3 separate regions of the Mus musculus genome follow, and regions 1 and 2 are each linked to region 3. Evidence: chromatin loops called from intact Hi-C (ENCODE). Cell type or tissue: left cerebral cortex. All regions are shown on one strand.

Evidence for each region. Hi-C counts contacts between places; a loop is a spot of excess contacts. Peaks named below come from ENCODE experiments on the same cell type or tissue, not always from the same donor. Only the 100,000 strongest peaks of a DNase experiment are listed, where the experiment ranks them.
Region 1: a loop joins it to region 3, with 9 times the contacts of the local background. A loop is called at or near these places in 2 of 42 quality-filtered maps.
Region 2: it touches region 3 in a loop (3-fold over the local background); 2 of 42 quality-filtered maps call a loop at or near these places.

Annotation. Positions count from the first base shown.
Region 1 is chr14:68,378,705-68,386,704 of GRCm38, forward strand. No RefSeq gene overlaps it. Among named protein-coding and RNA genes, the nearest start is that of Gm31227, 55 kb to the right of the region's middle. In left cerebral cortex, no CTCF peak of the experiment used is centred here; DNase peaks (open chromatin) are centred at 3,270, 3,788, 4,124 and 5,290; H3K27ac peaks cover 1,813 bases.
Region 2 is chr14:68,214,438-68,222,437 of GRCm38, forward strand. No RefSeq gene overlaps it. Among named protein-coding and RNA genes, the nearest start is that of Nefm, 93 kb to the left of the region's middle. In left cerebral cortex, no CTCF peak of the experiment used is centred here; DNase peaks (open chromatin) are centred at 2,458, 3,713, 4,262, 4,895 and 1 more place; H3K27ac peaks cover 1,263 bases.
Region 3 is chr14:68,447,867-68,455,866 of GRCm38, forward strand. The region is part of intron 2 of Gm41190 (a long non-coding RNA gene); the gene reads right to left. The region is part of intron 1 of Gm31227 (a long non-coding RNA gene); the gene reads left to right. Among named protein-coding and RNA genes, the nearest start is that of Gm41190, 9.8 kb to the right of the region's middle. In left cerebral cortex, a CTCF peak has its summit at 3,205; DNase peaks (open chromatin) are centred at 3,134 and 3,671; H3K27ac peaks cover 823 bases.

The DNA.
Region 1 (8,000 bases), 69 kb before region 3:
ATCTGCAAGAGATGAGCTATCCAGAGAATTTTTTTAGAATAGCAAGAGAGAACTGCTTGGAGCACTATCTCGAGCAGAAAATAGAGCTGTCTGGAGATCTCCAGAGAAAGCAGAACACAGAGAGATCAACCTGGAAAGCTGTCTCGAGCAGACGATAGGTTGTCAGCTTAGACCCACAATTTGACTTTGAGTCATTTTTTTTTTCACCACCCTCAAATACCCCTTCCCTCAGAACTCTTCTCTAAGCTGAGGCCAGTCCTTGGCATACTTGTTTTGTGTTTCTGTTTTTTGATACTGAGAGAAAGGCTCTGATGCTATGGTCCTCAAAAGATGGTTGTCTAGTCTCTTTAGGACAATAACTTAGGTCTTATGTATATTGTCTCTTGCTTTCCTTTTCACAAACCTACCGAGTAAGGGTCATCGCTGTCATGATTTTACACTTAAGGAAATAAAAAGCGTATAAGGAATAATTAGTCTAAAGTCTAATGGAAAGGATGTGAGAACCAAGGCTTAGACTTCATTTTCTGTGTTTCCTGCAGCAAACATCTCCCAGGGCTCACTCAGTGTTGGTTCAGAGCACATGGTAACATTTAGACCTTTATTTGACCGTGTAATTTGGGATCTGTGAGCACTGCTCTGTTGGTTTGTCTTACGTTAGTACACTGGAGATTATTTTGTTTTCCTAAGGCGAGCAGGTGTGAGTCAGCCCCTGGTGTGTCTGGACACCGGGGTCCTATTTGTGTTGCATTCAGTAGACTGTGAGTTCCCGTTTTATAGTGTGTGAACAGCAGTGTGTTTACACTTACAGTGCTGACGCCCGGTGTCCTTCACAACTACTTGTCCCTCTGGTCATTTGGTGATATCTTAGGAATGAAAGTGGCTGGGATGTTTTTACTCAAAATGGTACTATTTTAGGAAGCCCCTTGATCTCTTTTTAAAAGTCCTTTAAGGTATCTTAGTGAACTCCCGGGTTCTTCCATTCATTTTAAGATCCCAGGTTCTCAACAGTGTGCCACTGAGTATTTTTTTCCATTTTTTATTAGGTATTTAGCTCATTTACATTTCCAATGCTATACCAAAAGTCCCCCATACCCACCCACCCCCACTCCCCTACCCACCCACTCCCCCTTTTTGGCCCTGGCGTTCCCCTGTACTGGGGCATATAAAGTTTGCATGTCCTATGGGCCTCTCTTTCCAGTGATGGCCGACTAGGCCATCTTTTGATACATATGCAGCTAGAGTCAAGAGCTCCGGGGTACTGGTTAGTTCATAATGTTGTTTCACCTATAGGGTTGCAGATCCCTTTAGCTCCTTGGGTACTTTCTCTAGCTCCTCCATTGGGAGCCCTGTGATCCATCCATTAGCTGACTGTGGAGTATTCTCTTGAATCCCCTACTTGTGTGCATAATTCACCCCTGGAGCTAGTGATCATGTAGATTCCTTTCTTATTTAATAGGCAGGTAGCCAGTCGAGGCCTTTATTCTGACTTGACATATTAGTGAGAAACTATTAATTGATGTTGGTTGTAGGTGCCACAGTAGAGTGGGAAGCTCACTAAGATGCTAAGCCTTCATTTTCTGAAGGAACAGAGTGGTTCACCCTTCTTGGAAAGACTGACACCTGGCTAGCTCACCCCAGTTGCTTTATTCAAACATTATACCAGGTTAATTGGGCTGGGAAAGTTTCCAACTACCAGTTATCTTGTTTTTCCTGCCTGTAAGAACAGACAATCCACATAATTCTCAGTCTCTTTTGATTCTGGCTAGTCATAATCTCCAAACAATTTCTCATTCTCTACTGATTAACCCAAACATAGCAAAGTCTTTGCTCAAATATTTCACTCAAAGCCAGGCTTTACTATATATTTCACTACAAGAATTTTATTTATTTGGGGATTTTCAAGACAAGGTTTTTCTGTGTAACCCTGGCTGTCCTGGAACTCACTCTACAGACCAGGCTGGCCTTGAACTCAGAGATCTGCCTGTATCTGCCTTCCAAGTGCTAGGATTAAAGGCATGTGCCACTGTTGCCCGGCTAGTGAGAATTTAAAAAAATGTTTTAAAGAGAAAGTTTAGGTTCACAGTAGAATTAAGGAGTAAGATGGAGGTTTATCATATATCATAATCCCTGTCCATGGACACACTGCACACACACACACACACACACACACACACACACACACACACACACACACACACACACACACCAGTCAATGTGCCAGAGTGTTACATGCTTGCAACTGATGGACTTATACTCCTACCACCGAAGGACCAAAGGGTAAACTACCAAGACTCACTGTTGGTATTGTATATTTTATGGATTTCTGACAAATCCAAAATGACATGGATTCACCATGACAGTATTACCTAGAATAGCAAGACCGCCCTAAAGCTCTCCTGTGTTCTGCCTGCTCCTCTTCATCTCTAATCTATGGCAGCCAGTAAGCTTTCGCTGTCTCCCGAGTTCCACCTTTTCCAGAACGTCATTTGGGTGGAAGTCATGGATTTTTGTATAAATAAACAAATCCTCCTTTGTTGGATAAGTAATGCCCATCTTTTCAGTCTGATGCTTTTAGGACATGAAGATAACTTGCACAGGTAACTAGGCTCTCTGCAGCTACGAATGACGGGAACATCCCTTTTGTTTATTGTGGAAAACACTGAAGGGACAGACATTATTATCTAGTTGTATGACACGAACGTCCTTTGTTTCTTTCTATAAAATGAGGTAGTTAATTCTGATTATCTCTTCCTCCTTTCAAATTGCTTTAATTTTAGTTGCACGAGATTAAATATGCTCATTTTGCCTCAAGCAAAATGGAAGGAAATTGAATAGAGTTTCTGCTTGAGAAACTAGAAAGCAAAAAGATAACAGTGTAGGGACAAATCTTTGTTTTTAAATTTTACTTTATAGCCCAATATTATATTTGAATATCATAGACTGTGGCCATCTGAGAAACTTCCATTCTAAAAGCCCATGACCTTTAAGGGTAATGGAAGAAAAAAAGGGGGCGGAGACCAGCACACTTCATTAGTGTCTCTCACACTCTTACTGGCACAGATTTCCATTCTCCCTAAGAGCAGCCCTTAAACTCTGTGTAGCAGAAGATATTTGACTAGTCATAAAAGTACTTTCCTAACACAGAGAGCTGATGTGAGGGGACAGAGAGTCTAGGTCGAATTAAACCTAGGTTTTGGGAAGCTGAAATTCATCATCAGCTGTTCTTGGAGCTTAACACATTATAAATTTATGCGCTGCATATGGCGAGTGGGGGTGAATTGGAGACTCTAGCGAGCCACGCTTCCTGCACACGAGCATATTCCTTTCCTTGCAGAGAAGTGAAGTATGTAAAGGAATTGCATGAAAAAGCAAAGGCGGTTGCACTCATTGTAGAGTTAATTTCTGTGGAAGCAAGGATATTAAGATTTCTGATATCTTTTCCCACAATTGCAGCTTTCTTTGTGTTTAGGAAGGATGCTCAAGGACATTCCAGGGACTGCACAAAAACAGCCAGACAAGAGAAGAGTCTGCTTGGATATATCCAAATCTCTTTCCAAATCAAAGTTTATTGAATGCCTAAGTTTGGCAATAACAAAAAAAATCATGCATTAATGTAGGATGAGAGTTATATAAAGGAATGGACCTAAAGTAATGTGTGGGCCAAGGAATGATTTGTCATTTGTGCCTCATTCTAATGAAAATGGGTAGGCGAGAGCTCCTGGGTGCATTTGATACCTTGAGGTCCTGCTGAGAATGCAGCTCCCGGCTCTCTATATAGACCCAATTCTGGAGCAGAGGGAATAAAAGCATACATACCACAATAATGAGATTACTGGGACAGCTCCCAAATTGAGACAGCTGAGCCAAATCGATAGATGCATTTTTCTTTCCCTTAAAGTTGCTGAGCCCATTAGAAAGGCTAATATACTTCATGGCTAGACCCTGGGAACTTAGAGAGCATGTGTCAAGCTCCCTCTTGCATTTTGCAAATTAAAAATTTAAATGCAGGGATGATTCCAAAACACAACCACACTATCGAAATGACAGTTTCCCTAAGATAAGCATCCCTAGTTCTCATTTGAAAAAAAAATGGCTTTATTCATTTTTGAATGTGCAAACTGCACATGAGTGTTTGACTGGTCTGCTGCAGTAGGGTGGGCAATCACATTGTTTAGGGAGAAGGGCAGAGACCTGTGAGTAGCATAGGGTGTAGGTTAGAGAGAAGACCCCATCTGCGTTGACTGTGTTGACTTGGCAGAGTAAAACAAATGGGTCTCCTTTCCTTCTGTGAAACACTACAAAGCAAGGGAGGACAAAACCTAGAAATTGTTTTAGAGAAACAATGACATGGATATATGTATTTAGTTCAAAGGTGTTTTCTTCATCATGTTGACAATTAAATTGCAAGTTAAAAAGGAATATTTACTGAGAAAGGATTGCTTAAATTAACTTTGATATGGTAAGCAAAAAAGGATATATTTAGCTAAATTTATATTTACAGAACATTTCATGTAATGGAAAGAGACGCATGGTATAACATTGATTTTAAAAATAAGCTGGAGAGGGGACTCAGTGGCTACCAGCACTGACTGTTCTTGTAGAGGACTGAGATTTGGTTCCCAGCATCGACATAAGGCTGTTCAAGTCATCTGTAACTCTAGTTCTATAGCACCTAAGGCTGCCTTCTGACCTTTGAAGGCCTCTATACAAGCATGGTACATATAGATTAACACATAGACATAAATAAATAAGTCTCTCTTGTGTGTTTGTCTATGTGTATGTCTCTGTGTTGTGTATGACCCATATAGAGAATTAATTCTGTAGCTAGATCAATAAAAGCAAACATACCTCATGCATAAATGGACCATGGATACAACAATACATAGTTTGAGAATTCACAAACCATATGCATTACATATTGCTTTAAAGACAAGGCTTTACTGTGTTGCCCAAGCTGGCCTAAAATTCATAGAGGTACACCTTTCTCGGCTTCCGGCGCACTGAGACTATAGTCATGTGCAAAGGCCATTGACTAGGTTGTGGGTAGCAAGTCAAGTGTGCACAGAAAAGAGCATTAATTAGACCACGGCTACACAACTGAAGCAGCCTGTCTAAGGATCAGTTTTATTCCCTTGTTTCACCTCTGTTTTCCTAAGTTCTCCTAGAAACATGGGGCTTGTTTCACAGAGAATAAAACTACATAGTATTTTCATAAAATAGCAGATGTCGAGTCATTCCGCAGTTGAACAAAAGAATATTCTAGCACGTGTATCGGCATTATGTCTCCTGAGAGAAAGAGAGAAATCACAGTTTCAGTGATATCTTGAAGCATAGATTATGAAATGAGTGTGAAAGGGCCAGAAATGAGAAGACAGCAGTCTGAAACTGGGTCAGGTTGCAGAGATACCTAAGGAGTAAAATAGTCAGAGGATGTCATAGACAATGCTAGACAATGTTTGACAGCCAATGGTAAGGCCTAAGGTGGTGCTGGTACTATTGTCATGGAAAAACACTTACTTCACTTTCACAGCTTGCACAGAGAGGCAGGTGCAGGGACAGGCTACTTGAAGTATCTGATGCCAGACAGACCAAGTTTAAGTCGTGGTTTCACTGTTTTCTAGACATGACTGTTGTTGGCTTAGCTCTCTCAGGATTCATTCTTCATCGCTTGGCCAATTGTAGCCATCATTAGAATGCTCATAATACAGTCGAGTACTTCCTGTATCCACACAATGAGGGATGGTTATCAATATCCCATGGAAATAGACATAGAAAATGCACATTTATTAACATTACCATTTCTGTCTCTATAAAGTCCAATATTATAAAACAAAGAGAATGAACGAGACACTTTCCCCATGCCCAAACAATTTCTGATTTGTGGAGTAGCAGATGTAAGAGGAGATGCTGACTCTATTTTTCAGCATGAAGATGCCCAATCTCAGAGGCTGGAAAGTCAGCTCAGTAGTTAAGAGCAGTTGCTACTTCTATAAAGGACTGGTGTTTGGTTCTCAGCACCCAAGGTAGGTAGGTGGGTCACACTACTTACAATTCTAGCTCCAGGGGATCAGAAACAACCAATCCTTTAGTTTCCAAAGGCCCCCACATACACATGTGGGAACACACACACACACACACACACACGTGTACATGTGTAAATAACTAAAAGAAAAATGAGCAGCCCCCTAAGCCAAACTGAACTCACTCTGTTTGTTTTTCCCTCTTTCAGGGCCCAGGGCAGGATGGCTACCCAGACAGGAGTCAGTCTCCTGCCTTGTTTCCATGTAGGAAAAAAAAAAAAGCAGCAAGCATTTATTTAGCTTCTATTTAAAAGTTCACTGTAGAATTAAAACTCCTCATTTGTCACAGCTGTCTTTGGCAGTCAAGATCATAGTCATAACTGTCTATTGGCAAATTAAAAATGTTATTTTGTTGTTTTTGTTTTGTTTTGTTTTAAAATGCCATACATTCAAAAATTCACTGTTTTAAAAAAGTCCTCCTATTTCCAAATGTGGAAAAAATAGTATACAGAGATGTAATGTTGAAAGGTCAAAAACCAAAACAATACTAAAGCCAAAAATAAAAACAATGCCCCCAAATGCACCCTGCATTTGCAGTGTTCTTTTATTTTACTTTTTCATCAGTCTTGAGAGTCAGCAAAAAGCAACAGCATTCACTTCATTCAACTACTAATAAAAAAATGAAATAGCTGAGGTCCCGTGACAGTTTTTGAAGCCACATAGGGTGGGATGACTGGTTTAGGATCCAGGCCTATTAACTCTCAAACTGTATTATCTCCATTCTATCGTAAACATATTTTAAGATCTAGGATGTTGTATATGACTTTTACCTTTGAAAATAGAATCATGGAGAAGAACTCTGGTTTTCAGGCTGCTTGGGAGAGGTCTTAGAGAAAGCCATTTGGTTGTGTTAAGTCTGAATTGCAGGCTATCCCTACACACTGCTGGCTCACTCCCCTCCAAAGACATCATGGAACACAGAGGAGAGTTTAAACACTTCCGATCTTGTTGACCTACTTAGTACCAGAAGCTCACAGGAGCCATCGTTTCTTTAATGCACTGATGCTCTGTGACTGCGCATGGCAGCCTGGCTCTGTGACTCTGTGGTATTCATTAAAATATTCCTTTTGTTTAGTGCACAAGAGGACAGCTTGTGAATAAAGTTGATGCTTTCAGAAGTACAGGTGTGAAGCGTGTGCCACAAGGCTGTTGGTAGCTGATGATGAATAACTCCAGGGCAACGCTCCCACCTCCGCTGGGATGCAGAGAACCTAGAGCATTGTCTTCTTACCTTTTCCCCAAATGAGTGAAGATGTGGTTTTTGTTCCAGCAGCTAATGTTCATATAGGCAAAAGAGAGGGTTATAAAATGTTTCCCTCCTCAAAGCTTGAATCCCTTCAAAGTTAGTTTCTTCCAAAGAAAAGTCATTAATAAACTCAAAAACTTGAATATAATTTAAAGGTGAATTTTAAATTTTTGATATTATATGCTAATATTTTTATTAAACATGAAATCACTCTCTAGAGAATTAATTATAGTCTACCCACAAATTTTTTTTTTGTTAAAAATTTTAATTTAGAACCATCACACACACATGCTTATTGGCAACTTTTTTTTTGAGTATACCTTTTTTTTGCCTTTTTTAAAATTAGATATTTTCTTTGTTTACATTTCCAATGCTATCCCAAAAGTTCCCTATACCCTCCCCCCTACCCTGCTCCCCTACCTACCCATTCCCACTTCTTGGCCCTGGCATTCCCCTGTACTGGGGCATATAAAGTTTGCAAGACCAAGGGGCCTCTCTTCCCAATGATGGCCGACTAGGCCATCTTCTGCTACATATGCAGCTAGAGACACGAGCTCTGGGGGTACTGGTTAGTTCATATTGTTGTTCTACCTGGGGATCCATCCCATAATCAGCCACCAAACCCAGACACTATTGCATATGCCAGCAAGATTTTACTGAAAGGACCCTGATAC
Region 2 (8,000 bases), 230 kb before region 3:
TACCCACCCACTCCCCCTTTTTGGCCCTGGCGTTCCCCTGTACTGGGGCATATAAAGTTTGCAAGTCCAAAGGGCCTCTCTTTCCAGTGATGGCTGACTAGGCCATCTTTTGATACATATGCAGCTAGAGACAAGAGCTCCGGGCTACTGGTTAGTTCATATTGTTGTTCCACCTATAGGGTTGCAGTTCCCTTTAGCTCCTTGGGTTCTTTCTCTAGCTCCTCCATTGGGGGCCGTGTGACCCATCCAATAGCTGACTGTGATCATCCACTTCTGTGTTTGCTAGGCCCCGGCATAGTCTCACAAGAGACAGCTATATCTGGGTCCTTACAGCAAAATCTTGCTAGTGTATGCAATGGTGTCAGCGTTTGGAAGCTGATTATGGGATGGATCCCTGGATATGGCAATCACTAGATGGTCCATCCTTTTGTCACAGCTCCAAATTTTGTCTCTGTAACTCCTTCCATGGGTGTTTTGTTCCCATTTCTAGGAAGGGGCAAAGTGTCCACACTTTAGTCTTCATTCTTCTTGAGTTTCATGCGTTTAGCAAATTGTATCTTATATCTTGTGTATCCTAAGTTTTGGGGCTAATATCCACTTATCAGTGAGTACATATTGTGTGAGTTCCTTTGTGAATGTGTTACCTCACTCAGGATGATGCCCTCCAGGTCCATCCATTTGGCTAGGAATTTCATAAATTCATTCTTTTTAATAGCTGAGTAGTACTCCATTGTGTAAATGTACCACATTTTCTGTATCCATTCCTCTGTTGAGGGGCATCTGGGTTCTTTCCAGCTTCTGGCTATTATAAATAAGGCTGCTATGAACATAGTGGAGCATGTGTCCTTAACGGTTGGGACATCTTCTGGATATATGCCCAGGAGAGGTATTGCTGGATCCTCCGGTAGTACTATGTCCAATTTTCTGAGGAACCGCCAGACTGATTTCCAGAGTGGTTGTACAAGCTTGCAATCCCACCAACAATGGAGGAGTTAAACCTGCCTTTTGTAATAGGTCTTGGGCTCTACTGAAGACCTCGATGCTTATTTTTGATTTGGATGCTTACTTTTGAGTTTGTGAGTTGTTGCCAAGCCTAGACTTTAATTGCTTATCAAAAGTGTTATATACAGCCATTTTCATCCTGTCATAGGCTCCTTTCCACTCTCTGGATAACGTTCACAGATGCACCCTGAGTCTGATTTATCCTTCTTTTGTTGCCTGTGTGAATGGTGTAACCTCCACCAAAATTCAAAGATCATGAAGATTTTTGCTCCAATTTTTCTCCTAAGAACTTATTCTTTTACCTTTTCAGTGAAGGAGGTTGTCAGCTTCTTGTAAACTTTTACAAGCTGTGGGGTCAAGGCCTAAATTTTGTCATTTGTGTGTTAGAAAGACTTTCCTTTCCCACTACAGACTTGTTGGGGTGGGATAATCCAGGGATTGAGTTCTCATTTCTTTAGTCAATATGGCTGTGTCCACACCACTACCACAATGTTTGATGACTATAGTGTTGTAGTTAGTTTACATGCGATGAGCTGAGAATTCTCCATTTCTATCCTTTAACTTCGAGGTTGTTCTATCTCTTCAGAGCCAAGTTCCAACTCTGCTTTCCCTTGATAATGAACATGCAAGCCAGGTAGACCCTTTTCTCCCTCAAAATGCTTTGAATCATGGTGTTTATCACAGCAAGAACAAAGCAAAGCAAAATGTAAATCTTTTACCTCCATGCTTAGGTCTGCCATTAAATAATTCTCTTTGGCATTTTCCAGTTGCAGAGCTCCTGTTTGTTTCTGTCCTATATGTTCCTACTTATTTGTTAATTGCAGGTTTCTTCATCCACTGCTTGCTTGTCTAATTATTCTCAGTTGACTAAATGTCTGTTTTGTTTTGTTGATTTTTATCTGTCTTTAAGATTACTTTTGAAAAGGCATTAAGGCAATTTGTAGATTCTTTGGAGCATGGTTAGTTTCCTTTGGTGATGTCACGCTTGTTTAATTCTTCATTATCTATTTAGTCTTGTGCTGCTGGTGGCTGTACACATGAAGAGGAAAACATCTTATGAATTAGTTTTGGGGAGTAAAAGTCCGCTGTGTTGTTGGGTCTTTGTGCTCATGGGGGAGTGGCTCAGAGGGTTGTGGTCAATGAGTTTGAACTGGGTCATGTGACTCCTGGGTTCATAGTTTATTTGCTTGTTACCTGAGGCTTCAGTGTATGGCTCCTACTTGGTCTCTGAATGGGCTGGATCACTCAGGACCAAATGTCTCTCCCATCATGGCCTGTGGGCTTCAGAGTAGGATGATAGTCTATTTCAGCATTCATAGATAGTGAGCTTGCTGCCAGGTTCAAAGCTACTAGATGTGTTTTCTCCTGGTTCCCAGGGACAAATCCTACTGGATCATTGTGTGAGTCACTGTAAAGAGGCACTGGTCCTGAACGGTGGCTCAGGTGGGCTGCAGCTGAGTCACAGGCTCTTTTGGGAGCTACAGCTGAAACTGAGCTCTATTGTGCTTTCTCTGCTGCAATGAGCTGGCATGTCTTCTCATGGGTCTTAGGAAGCTAAGACAGGACAAGAGCTGGGCTTGATTTGCCAGAATGTTTTAGGAGCTAAAGTAAGACAAAAGTCTGTGGCCTTTGGTTGATAATATGATTAGTGGGACAATCAGGACCATAGCCATATGCACAAGAGGAAAGGCCATTTGGAAGTTGAAACTAGAACCTTAGTTGGAGTGCCTGCCCTTCCTTAAGCCTGTCTTTGGCTCTGTGGGGCTTTTCTAACCTCTTATACCAATCCTGATAATCAAGGATACTGATGACTTAATATGTATACAGTCAAGCATATTAATGATTTATTTGCATAGTTATATGTGTTTTGTGTGTGTGTGTGTGTGCATGTGTGTGGTTATATGACTTGCTTAGTTTTCTTCTTTTTGTCATACATGAAGTTTCAAAAATTAAATTTCTATATTTCAAGTCATTATTTTATATTTTAATTGAGTTTATCTTTATATTAAATACATGGTAAATAATATAACTGGTATTTGATGTATATAATGGCTGCAGTAGCCTTTTCCATGCCTTTAAAATATCACATTGTCATCTAAATTTATATTCATATATGTAAATCAATATATAATCCTCTACACATTTTCTTCTCTATATGATTGATTTGCTTGTCTATATTTATATGGTGCTGTAATGTAGTTTTGTCTTATGTTTTGATATTTTTTAAGGGGGCAATCTTTAAAGCTTTCATTGATTATTCTTACAGAGTCAATCTCCATATAATCTGTTTATTATATCCTGTGTAACTTACTTTCAATGATTTTTGCATATTAGTTCAGAGAAGGATCCAGACTTTGCTTTCAGAAAGTAGTAAAAGCAGACATCAGGGAAGCTTAAGTAGGCTCTGGTGGGATGCTTCTTCAGTTTTAAAGACAAGGTCATAGAACCGTGGGGCACATGCATTTCAAAGGAACAAGGCTTCCTGGCAGATGCTGCAGTGAGCGTCCCCTATCCACATATTTACCAGTTGCCAGGATTGGTGTTTCTAAACGAAGCAACTTTGATAAAACTTCATGCAGGAATGGTGTCTAGTGAGTTCTATAACAGCCATTCCTCAGGACCTCTCCATCTCTTTAAATCAGTATTCCCAAGTGGCTCGGTGGGAACCCCTTCAGAAGAGAACACAAGAGATTCTGGGAAATGGAAGCAAAAATGGTGCTGTGTGGGAGAAGGAGTGCTGAAATAGAATCACTGTCAGATAAAATATATCCCTAGGACATGTAAAGGTGGGGCCGAGTATGCAAGGGAATCAGGATGTTCGTTACAAGGGAAGACATTAGATTAGTGGACTCAACCTCTCTCCATGGACCCAGGATGAGCAGATTGCAGGTACCAACCCGGAAGCATGGCATCAGGTGCCGTACCCTGCTTAGCATCAAAAGCAATATTCCCAGTTGTGTGAGTGTAAGGAAGAGTCCCGTAAAGCTTAGGCATTGCAGTCTTGGGCTCCCAAGCTGGGCATTTATCTAGCTTTTTTTTTCTTCAGAGTTCTTTCCTCTGTGTGTGTGTGTGTGTGTGTGTGTGTGTGTGTGTGTGTGTGTGTTTCCTTTCTGACTCTCTATAAAAGTTAAGTGGAAAGGAAAAAAAATGTTCTGAGCTGAATCTCCTGCAGCAGCAGCAGCATGCAGGGCCACAGCTCTCTTGCTGAGCCTCATTTCTGCTGGGGCTATTTATAGACTGGCTCTGAAAATTTCCTTAGTAACAGGGTTGGGAAGAACTCTACCTTTGCTGCAGTGGGTGTCCCGAGCCAGCCTGTGGCCTTGTCCCCGATTCCTACAGCTTAGATAGTCTCAAGTGACCGTACGTTAGACATTACCTTCTCTGCCTTCAACATAGTTTATGGTTGGAGGAGTTTCATGAATATTTACTGCTCTAATCATGTGCTATATTTTGTTTTGATGGTAATGTGCTCTATTGAAGAGGAGATATTTCATATGGATAGCCAGGCTTTGTGCAGCAATGACTGAGGTGTAAGGGGAAGTTTCTCAGCCTTTGAGAATTATTATCCTTCTATTATAGTTTACATTTTCTGGGCACTGCTCAGAATCCTAACCTTTTCCTTTAAGTATTTACCCCTCTTTAAGTTTGTTCTTTTTTTTTCCCCTTCCCTCCAGCTTGGCCATCTGTCTCCCTCCCTTCGCTTCTGTAGAACCGTGCAATGAGTACCTGGTGGGGGGAAGGGCAGCACATGTCATCAAAAACATTTAGTTTTCAGAAAGTACAGAGTGACTTCTGCAACGTGTTCTACATCTTCTTGCCATCTGGACCTATAACCTCACCCAGTTAGAGCTCAGCTAACAAGGCCAAGGTCGTGGATTCCGACTCAGCGTGGTGATCCAGGTTACCTTGCTCAGGGAAGAACTTGACATTGCCCCCTCCTACAGTTGCTGGGACTGGTTGGGTCCATCTTGAAAGGCTGCTGACACAGGAGGTCCTGGAGAGATTTGGGCATGAGCCAGCCCTCAGTGTTAGTCGAGTAAACACCAAAGCATATGTTATAGGCTGGGTAGTCAGCAGGGCTCTCAATCCAATGCGGTTTTTACATTAAGCTTTAAAATAAGCCAATAAGAAATCCTTGTTTTTGCACGAGTTCACTTGCACAGAAGAAAATATGAACTCTCAGTTTGGCTCAATGTTTCTACCTTTGTTCTGCTTGTTTACTTGTTTTCCTTAGTTACCGCTTAGAAAGTAATCCTCAGTTGAGTTACAGATTTTACTGGTAGGAATGAAGGGGCCAATATAAGTGAATGTGGTGAGAGGAGCTGTTATGAGTAGCTGGGATGAGAAGTGCCACTGGCTAAATACAAAGTTTGTGAGACTCTTCTCTAAAGCTTTGCCCGACTACTGATAACGTATCCCCAGGATGATTAAATGATTTCTGTTTCTTCCATCTCACTTCTGTGCACTCCACACGTGATTGGCAGGGAACTGCCTCTTCTCTCCAGCCAGAGAATGCATCTATAGAGATAGTGGCAAGTACACTATCTCACAGGCTGTAACGGCTCAGGACTCTACGCGAGGGCCTTCCAAGTCACCACACTGTCTTTGGTATGCAGTCTCACATCCACAGAGTATTTCACCAGAAATGTATATTGTTGTCAACACTACATTTTCCTGTTTATTTGTGGATGAGAGATTTTACACACTTTCTCTGGCTGCATTTGTGCATGAAGTCAGATTTATACAGCTTGAGTGTGTCGTCACAAAGAGATGTGAGAGCTGGTTTAAATAAAATGAAACAAAACAAAACAATATAACTCAACCCCCCAAATCAAGCACCTAACTAACTAACTAACTAACTAACTAACTAACTAACTAACTAACTAACTAACTAACTATCTAATTAACTAACTAACTGTCTAACTAACTAACAACCACCACCCAGTGCCGTTTTAGGAAGGGTATCTGGCACTGCAGTGGATGAATGTAAGGTTTCTGATGTTAGACTGTTTTCATTTAGGATTGAATACTTCGTATGTTTTCAAATAGTGACTCAGCTGTGTTCATTCCTCAAGCTACTGGATTTGCTACAAAGAAGAAATAACCTTGGCAATGCTCTCCCCGAAACTCATTTGCCAAATTGTATTCTCACCTGCTCAGAACTGGGATTCAAAGGTGAGAAAATCATTCAAGGGACAGCATGCAGCTCAGGATCATGGGAGTCAAGAAAGCAAGAGATTCTTCCGTACTTTCCCACAAGACCATTGTGACTTCGATTATGTGACATCCTTGCTCCAATTAAAGGCATGCCTCGCATCCAGAGGGTCTCATTTACATTTTGCTGCTTTGCAACCCTGTCATCTTATCTGATACTTTACAATATTACATAATGTACCTTCTCTTGATGCAATTTCAGGCCTCCTGCTGACTGTTCAAAATCACAAAGCAGAAGGTCAGACTACATCAGTGGACGGCTATCAAGATGCATAGGCAGTAGCTCAAACAGCAGATAATTAGTATTTAAAGTGAGCCAGTGCCATGAGAAATGTAAAATAAAAAGCCATTATGGTGTTCTCTAAATTCTGTAACCGAATCTTCCATTCTTATTAAAAGGTGGCAGATTTAGATTGGTCATTAGAAATATTTCATACACATAGAACAGTATGAAATGTATGTACAGTAATAAAAGCAACCACAAAGCAAATACTCATAAAACAGTCATACCAAGTAGACATTTGTTGTTCTCCCCTGGTTGGAGCAGACCCTTCGCCAGATGGGAGGTTCACCCAAGAAAGATGGCCATCCAGTTCTGCTTGTCTCCACAGGTTTATCTGTCACAGAATTTGCCTCTGGATTGTTTTCATGCTAATGTGTTCATTTTTGAAATGCACACAGTGTGTGCACACCGTTTCTTTGGTGACTTGCTCATTATGGTTGTAATACTCTTCCATTCTCCTAGGTGCATTTCTACTTCACATATGTTTATTGCCGTGGAGCTTAATCTTGTATCCATACTTAACAACAGTCTGTATTGATTCTAGCTTAGGTCCTTTGGATGGTTTCCAGCTTGGGGCTGTTTTGAGTTATGTGACTGTGAAAAAGGTTGGGTTTAACTCTGGATTATGAGCCTTGGGGTATATGCTTTTGGGGTAGAAATCGACATCTCAGTGCTCACTAGCATCTGTCAGTCCATCACTACTGGAGGATGCTGAGCCATTTCCGAAGCATCTGTAGTGATTTCTCCATCCCCCTCCCCATTTTCTCAACTGTCAGAGGCTTTGCCAGTCTAGTGAGGAATGGCATTTCATGGAAACCTTAATTTATATTCTATTGCTTATCTAGAATGCTGATTGCATTTCTATTTAAGTAGCTAGCAAGAGTTCCTATTTGGAAAAGTCTATTCAAAATTTGCCATTTCTTCCCACCTAGGCTATTTATCTTTTTTGGGATCCTGTGTGTTACTGGGAGGGATGACTTGAAGATGAAGGATCTTGCCATGAGAAAACTGAAGAGAAGGTATGATCATGGCTCTGAAGAGTTCAGTGCCAAGGCCATACTACAGGCTTAGGGAATTCTACCCACGATCCAACACGGTGAGAAGGAGCTTAGTAATGGATGAGTCTTAGTGTAAGGAATCCACTCAGGACCCTCAAGTCCAAGCTCTCAGCACAAAGGACATTTACTTAGTTCAGAGGGATAGAGGCTGAGATAATGGATGAACACAGGAGACAGAGGAAGAGGGAGGAGAAGAGATCAAAGGAGAGGGGAGAAAAGGGGGATTTACCTTGAAGGAGGGAGGGACAAAGGACTGTCTCTGGGGACAGACATAGACCATAGGTGGATGGCAGTGAAGGTAAAGTGGGAGAGCTTGAGTTAGAATGAGGTATTTAATATTAATTGGGCATGTTAATTGGGTGAGCCACAAGGGACTTTTGATAGTTGAACCTTGGTAGTCAACCTGAGGAGCTTTAGGAATACAATCTAATGGTTCTTTAGCA
Region 3 (8,000 bases):
GCATCTGCTGGTCAAGGGGACACGGTGGCTCCACATCCTTGCATGCTCTCTGCTTTTTTTCCTTTTTATTTATTCTTCTCTCATACAATGCATCCCAGCAGCAGTCACTTTCCTTTCCTTCCACTCATCCCTGCCACTCTGACCTATGTCTTTCCTCTCCCCCAGATCCTCTGCTCCTCTGTTAAACTTCAGAAAACAGCAGGCATATCAACTGGACAAGGCATAACAAAATACAGTAAGACTAGGCACAAGCTCTCATATCAAGATTGGAATTGGAACCCCAGTAGGAGAAAAAGGGGTCCCAAGAGCAGACAAAAGAGCTGGAGGCACACTCATTCCCACTACAAAACCCCCAAGCTAATAACCATAGCATATAGGCAGAAAACCTAGTGCAAAGACACACAGGCTTCAGGGTTGCTACTTGTCTCTGTGAGCCCCTGTGAGCCTCTGTGAGACCCTGTGAGACCCTGTGAGCCCCGTTTAGTTGATTCTTTGGACCGTATTCTCCTAGCACACCTCTGCTTTAGAGAAGGCGATTAACAGACAAGTTTGCTATCACAGACTACTCATTCTGGCTTTCTAGAGTTGGGAGTGGGAGGGCTAGGGAACAATGATCACAAGTTCAAGGCCAGCCTGAGTAGCATAGAGCCCATCTGAAAATAAATACTTTAAAAACATGCTTGGGGAGACAATTCAAACGTAGGACATTATCCAAACACGTGAGAGCCTCCAAATTTGATTCTCAGTACCAAAAAGAAAATAAAAGAAAAATTGTTAATTAAAATTGAATATGGCTAGGGAAATGCCATGAGATATTTGCTTCCGTTGCTTAGGTATCCACCTGGCCTTCCTCATACCTTCCCGTACCTTAATTTATTGCTACTGAAATTTTTAATTTTCACTGTCTCCCTGATTCCTATAGGACAATTTCACAGATGTTATGCCTCTGTGACCTACCTGAAATCTTGTCATCCAAGTCACAGATCACTTGTCTGGACTACCCTGGTGGGACTGACTCTTTCTATATTGGCTGTACTGACATGTCTGTCTCCTCACTAAGCCATTGGATATTTGACACATTTATTTTCATTTCCCTATAGCCTTCTTCAGTCATCACATAAGGGTTGAATCCTGTGTTATCACATTTGTCTTTGTCTTAGGAGACAAAGACATGGGACATATTCAGAACCAACATTCAGGAAAATAACTTAAGATGTTTGGAGTCTCTAGCCACATTTATTTATTTTCTTATTTAACCCTCTCAGCATGCAAACAATCTATGTAATTTTATCACTGAAGTTCTAGAGAAAGAGCCAGGGGAGTTCCAGGCCAGCCTTAGCTATATAATAAGACCGGGTGCCCAAGAAGTGTATGAAGGAAGTGACTAACAGTCAGGGAGTTAAGTGGCCAGTGTTACATCACAGAGCTTGTAGAGACCAAGGAGGTTGGTACACCTGAGTATCCTAAGCTCAGCCATTCATACTGCTCAGCTAGCCCTGAACTAGGGCATAGAAATTTGTTCTAAAACAACATGATTCTAAATGATACAATTGTAGAAATACTGTGGTCTTTTACAACACAGTATAATCTTACCCCTAGTGAGACAACTTATGGGACCAGTTCTACACAAAACAGATGCCCCCATATGAGCACAGAAGGCTTGAGTAAATCCTACCTGCAAATGCTCAGAAGGATGTGGGCTACAGAAGGCTTGAGGGACAAGGGTTTATAGCATCTGCCCCAAGCTCTTGATGGCTGCTTCTAAAACATTTCTCTTAATTGGTGTATGCTTGCCTAAACATACTATTTTGATGTGTCTCATGTGGAATATAATTCTTGGCTATCTTAATTAGTCAACGAGAAACTTTTCTGTCTTAAATGAGTGAAATAACATCATCAATTAGACTTTTTATCCAGGAAGTAATATTATTAAAATGCTAACAATGGTAGTAGTTTTTGAGGTTTACTTCTAGCCCATCAGTAATGATGGAAGAACCCACCTTTACTATTTTGAAGTAAGTAGTTCCCCCGCCACTGGGAAAGGTGACATTCCTTGCTTCTCGTGCTTAGATTACCCTGCCATCTATTAATGCATATCCGATTTAGTATTACTTCTCTTTCCTGTTCAAAAACCTGTCCTCCAGGGCCTGTGATAGGGCACAGAGGGCAAAGGTGATTGCTGCAAAAGCCTGGCAGCCTGAGTTCAATCCCAGGAACCCAGGAAAAAGTGGAAAGAAAGAACCAGCTCCATGAAGTGACAAACAGGGTATTGTAATTACTCTATCACCGAGCAACATATGAAACCTCAACAAATATAAATTGGTGTGAATAAATTTATTTAGGCCGTAGATAAATCATTAGCTCATACTATCAGTGGTTGTAAATTTTAGATTTGGAATTTGAGTGTCTTTTGGCTTTCTTTATGTAATAATGTCTTTGCCCAATTTGTACAAAGGTCAGCTCGTTATTGAGATAAAATTTAAGGCACTTGTAAGTGTACAATTTTGTGAAACTAAATCATATGCAAAGGAAGTTTGAGACTATCAGAGTTTCAAAATTCTTCCTGGGAATCTAGAAATAACCAGTTTCAGACACCATGTTTGAGCATTGTTTGATCATTACATGATTTTTTCTTTTTTGCCCTGCCTCCTGGTTCCCCCCTCCCAGAGCTCTCCACCACCCCTTTGCATCTGAGAGGTTACTTCCCCCATCCCCCTTCTCTAGGGAATCAAGTTTCTACAGGATTAGGAGCATCTTCTCCCATGGAGGCCAGACAGGTCAGTCCCCTGCTACCTATGTGCCTGAGGCCCTGGACCAGCCAGTGTATGTTCTTTGGTTGGTGACTCAGCCTCTGGGAGCTCCCAGGGGTCCAGGTTAATTGACACTGTTGCTCTCCCTATGGGGTTGCCATCCCTTTTATCTCCTTCAATCCTTCCCCTAACTCTTCCACAGGGGTCTCCAACCTCAGTCCGATGCTTGACTGTAAGAATCTGCACCTGTCTCTCTCAGCTTCTGGTAGAGCCTCTCAGACGACAGCCATGCTAAGCTCCTGTCTGCAAGTACAACATAGCATCAGCAATAACGTCAGGGTTTAATGCCTGCCCATGGGATGGATTCCAAGTCGGTCCGGTACTGTTCAGTCATTCCTTCAGTCTCTGCTTCACTTTTGTCCCTGCAGTTTTTTAAATCACATTTTATTTTTAAGATTTATTTATTTACTTTATTTATGTGACTACACTGTCACTGTCTTCAGACACACCAGAAGGGGGCTTCAGATCTCATTAGAGATGGTTGTATTTTAGTCAGGAACAATTCTGGGTCAAAAATTTTGAAGGTGGGTTAGTGTCCCCATGCCTCCACTGAGGACCCTGTGTATCCATCCACTGGAGGTGGGCTCGTTAGGTTCTGTCTCCCTCCGTTCTTATTTCTTACCCCTTCTTTTTGATAACATTTTTTCTTATTTGGAAGGAGATTAATTCAGGAGTGACTTTCTCTGTGGTGAAGGTTTGGGGTCTGGCAGTTGCTTAGATCCATTTTTAGAGGAGTCGGCAGCATCCTGCCAGCCTTAACTGCTTGTATCTGGTTAGCTTGCAATTTACTGTTGCTATTTTCACTGTTCCCAGAAAACCATTAGAGGATTTTACCTAGAATGTGTCTATGAATATTCATAGGCAGCTAGCCTCTGTATTGGAAACCACACCCACATCTCTGCAGTATCTGCAGCATGAATCAGAGCTTCCCCTGGGACTCACAAGGCTACATGAAAATTTGATAGCAGCAGCCTGCAGAATGCACAAAAGGTCTGCTCTGCAATATTGATTTTTTTTTTTAAATAGAAAAAGCCCTACTGATTTATTTTTATGTATACCATGAAAATATTTTTAAGCTTCCCTTATCTTCTTGCAATGACTCAGCCATCGCAAAAGACTTATAAAATCAAAGCTATCATTTTCTGTAGCATTTGGGCACATACAGCAAAGCAACATCTTGTGTCTAAACATGACAATAAATGTAGAAGAGTAGTGACGTGGAGACAGGAAAGATGGTTCACAAGGAGCATCTCAATGGGACCATCACTCTGATTTTGAATAGGATGTGTAACTGCAGAGGCATATGTGTGCATGTCAACATGTGGGTAAACATTGATGACTTGCCTAGGAGCCTAGCTAGCTGGATTCTAATGTGTTTTGTCCACGTGCCTCCTTGGTGCCTGTCTGTACTATGTAACAGAGGCCGACTGGAGCCTTCCTGCCCCTAGGGATACGGGGAATCCTCCAGACAATTTTTGTGTCCATTCTTGAAATCTAATTTCCCATGTCCTGGTCTAGTGTATCTGATAAAGATTGTCTTTTAACTGCACCGAATAACTCAAAGTAGAAATGAATTGCTTCTTGAGAACTGACCACGCCTCTACCCTATGCCAGGCTGATAGAGCCACAAAGAAAACATTAATGAATCTTGAACTTCTACAACTTCAAATTTCCTTTTTTGGAATATTTTTCTAATTTCCCTCCAAGGCTGTCTCTGATTTCAATTCTTTTATAATCTCACACCTATTCATTTCTAACTCATTTATTATTATACATTATTTATTTGTGTGTTGGTACCTGCATGCCATAACATGCCTGTGAAAGTCAGAAGGCAGCTTGTAGGAACCCTTCCTTCCACACTGTGGGTCCTGGAAATCGAACTCAGGGCCTGAGGCTTAGCTCAGCCACCTTTACCAGCTGAGCCACCTTGAGGCTTCCCCTCTTATTTTAAAAACAAAAACTGACTTGAATTCTTTTCTCTCTAATTTGCAGAGTAATTTAGCAAATTTGCATATCTCATTAACTTAATCCATTCTCCTTAGAAACAGCTGAGTTTGCATAACAAAACCTAATCTCCCCCATGGACTCTGTGCTTTTCCTTGGGCTTGCTTGCACCTTAACAGAATTTGTGTTCTTGCCCGGTGTACTTGCTGTGTTGTCTTTTCTTCTCCAGTGATTTAAACTCTTGTCTCTTTTACAATTATTGCAAATTCCTGTCTCAATATCTACCTCCTACTGTTCCCACAAACCCACACAAAGATCTGAACACCAGCCTTGCTAAATTCCTCACCATATTCAAAGCCAACTACTCTGGACCCCTCTTATCTGAAATCTACAGTAAATTTCTTTATTCTCCTTATAGTGGTCAATGTCGCTGTTGTCTTATCAGACATGAGAGCCTTTTTAAAACTGCACTAGCTGCATGTACTTAACATAGAGGTGCTGAAGAAAACTGTCCACCTCTAAGCTTTCTGTTCTCACGATAGCTCTGTTCTTTGGCGAGCATTAATTCTCTCTACAGTGTGTCTTATGACTCTGTTAATGTTAATGACTGCAATTATTAACCTGCTGCTTGGTCTCCCCACACTCCCCAGTCAGGATCAAGCCACTTGAGTTTATTTCTTCTGCATTTAGGGTAGCGTCTGGAGGAAGGCCAGCAGGTGCCTGTTTTTTCATTAAATAGTGGATGATTCATATTTGATTTTTGATACTTGGAGACAAATATATTTCAAGTGAAGTCTTCTGACACTTTTTAATAAGATAAAGATTATGTCTTTCACCAAGCTTTAGTCAACCTTCTCTGAGTCATCTTTCAGGCATAGTCTGGGTCCTGTGCACTGTCTAAGCTTAACTAGGTCCAGTTTTAGCAAGAATCTTGTTAATTCAGGTTAGCCAGGATCCCTCTGGTCTTTTGACTCTTTTCTGCTGCTACTCAATACTTACCTGTCTTTTCTTTGTTTTGGGAAAGGCATCCCTTTTTCCCCTTCTAGAACATCCTTAATAGGAATCTGAATAACTTCTCTTTAACAGATATTCCCACAGAGAATTCTCCCATGTCCCATAAATGTGGAGTTTGAAAGGTGGACTGATTATTTTTTGAGAATTTAAAAAATTCTAAATACCTATAATCAAACATATATATATATATATATATATGCCATCTATATGAGTAACTAGTTGATTTGTTCCTGGAGACTAGATTACTCATATGTAGGAACTTGACTGTGTACAGTCAGTGTAACAGATGATATTTTCAAAATTATCCTAGTAGTACACTCATGTTCACACATAAAATCAGGAGAGATTGGCTTTATATTGAATGTAACAATACTTGCTTCTAAGTTATTACTCACAAGCTTCCAGGGAAACATAATAGTAGAGTTAGAGGTAGAGGTGAGAAATTTAGTATGGATATTTGATCAACTGATTGTGAAGGCAAGAAGTCCCAGTGTATGCCATGGGTCTGCTCTATTCAGTCTGAGAATTGAAGGTGCACAATGTGAAGGCTTTAAAAATAGGAGCATATGAAGGGATGGGGAGAGGTGAGATAGCCTATGTGTCTTGAGTTGCAGATATAGGAAATAGTAGGAGAGGAAGTGGTGAGGACTGTGCAGGCCATGTCAGCATCATATTACATAGTATCTCAAGTTACGTTCTCTGGCTTTTTTTCTTGATTGCAGCCAGGAGAGAGTTTGGAGTAAAAGGGTGATAGCTCACAACTGCAGAAGAATCACTCTAATTTCTGTGTGAACAGTAGACTCTACAGGAGCAGAAGAAGAAGCAAAGAGAATAGAAAGGATGCTATTGCTTCTGTTGGGGAATAGATAGAAGCAAACTTGACCAAAACAAAAGCAGATGAAATGGTGAGAAAGAGTCCAGATTTTAGATCTTTGTTAAGACTGTAGTATGGGACTTTTTGATAGATTTGGAGTTGAGTAGGAAGAGAGGAAGTTGAAGGACTTTTGATTCAACAAGAAACATGAACAGTCGTATTGCGTTTATAAGCTAGGAGTTAGTAAGACTCCTAGACATTTGCTTTTAAGTATTGGAAGATTTATAATAAGCATGGCCTCTCAAATGAAGAATCAAACTCATTGTCTTCTTGCCAAGATAGCAGGAGGCTAGGACTGATTTGATTTGTGTGATTAGATAGTTGAACGCTGCATATTTCTAAGGCTACCAGGCTGGAAGATGGAAGCTAAAATTCTCAGTGAAAGACTGCCTGTTTATATTTCATGAACTTAACAGCAATATTTGAACTAGATAATTAAGCCTTGAGGCAGTTTGGCTCCCATAGTGCTCTACCTAAAGAAACCTTGCATATTTCTCCCTAGCAGTAAGACAGAATGCCTTCTCAGCTCTGGGGATGTTTCAATGTAGAAGCATTGTTTCTAGCAAAAGAGACTTTCCATGGTCGCTTCTAAAGGCTGCTAACATTGCTTCAGAAATAAGTCATTATTAGTGTCACCTCCCCTCAAAAAACAGGTAAATTGAAAATCGAGGCAGAAATTTAAAACTTTCAGAGTTCATATACACACAGTATTTAACTAGATGTCTTTCATGCACACCCTATGAAGATGATAGATCTGATTGCTTTGTCTTTGTCATCAAAGGAATGTAATGTCTTAAAGAGGAAAGAAACTAAAGAAGCCAACCCATCACACTCACACACACACACACACACACACACACACACACACACACACACACACACATACACACATGGCCTCAACACCAAATAGGGGTGAAAGTTAGACAGCTAACTGAGTTGACTAAAGTGTTACTATAGTTAAATATTTCCCCATCAGAGTATTCAAATGTAATTATTGAGAATTTAACTTTATTTTTCATCTTTTCTTCTGTAGTTTTTCTTCTGGAACAACCAGTACTCATTGCAGTCAAGTTTATATTTGAGTGTCGTTGGGAAATAATTTAAGGAGGCTATTGGCAAGTTGCATAGGGACTTGCTTTTATTGAGTGATCATAAAATATCTTATATAAGCAATTGGAGCCTATCCAGTTTTTTTTCCTGGTTGCAGAGAAACTTGTCCTCTAACTCCTGGAGATAGGAATCTCAGACTCAACGAATTGTAGCTCAGTCATTAGGCATTACCTCATCAGAAGAGTTTTTCATTGGCTGCTTATTTTCCATGGAGCTTTAATACAGTTTCTAGTACTTTAACCCTTGTA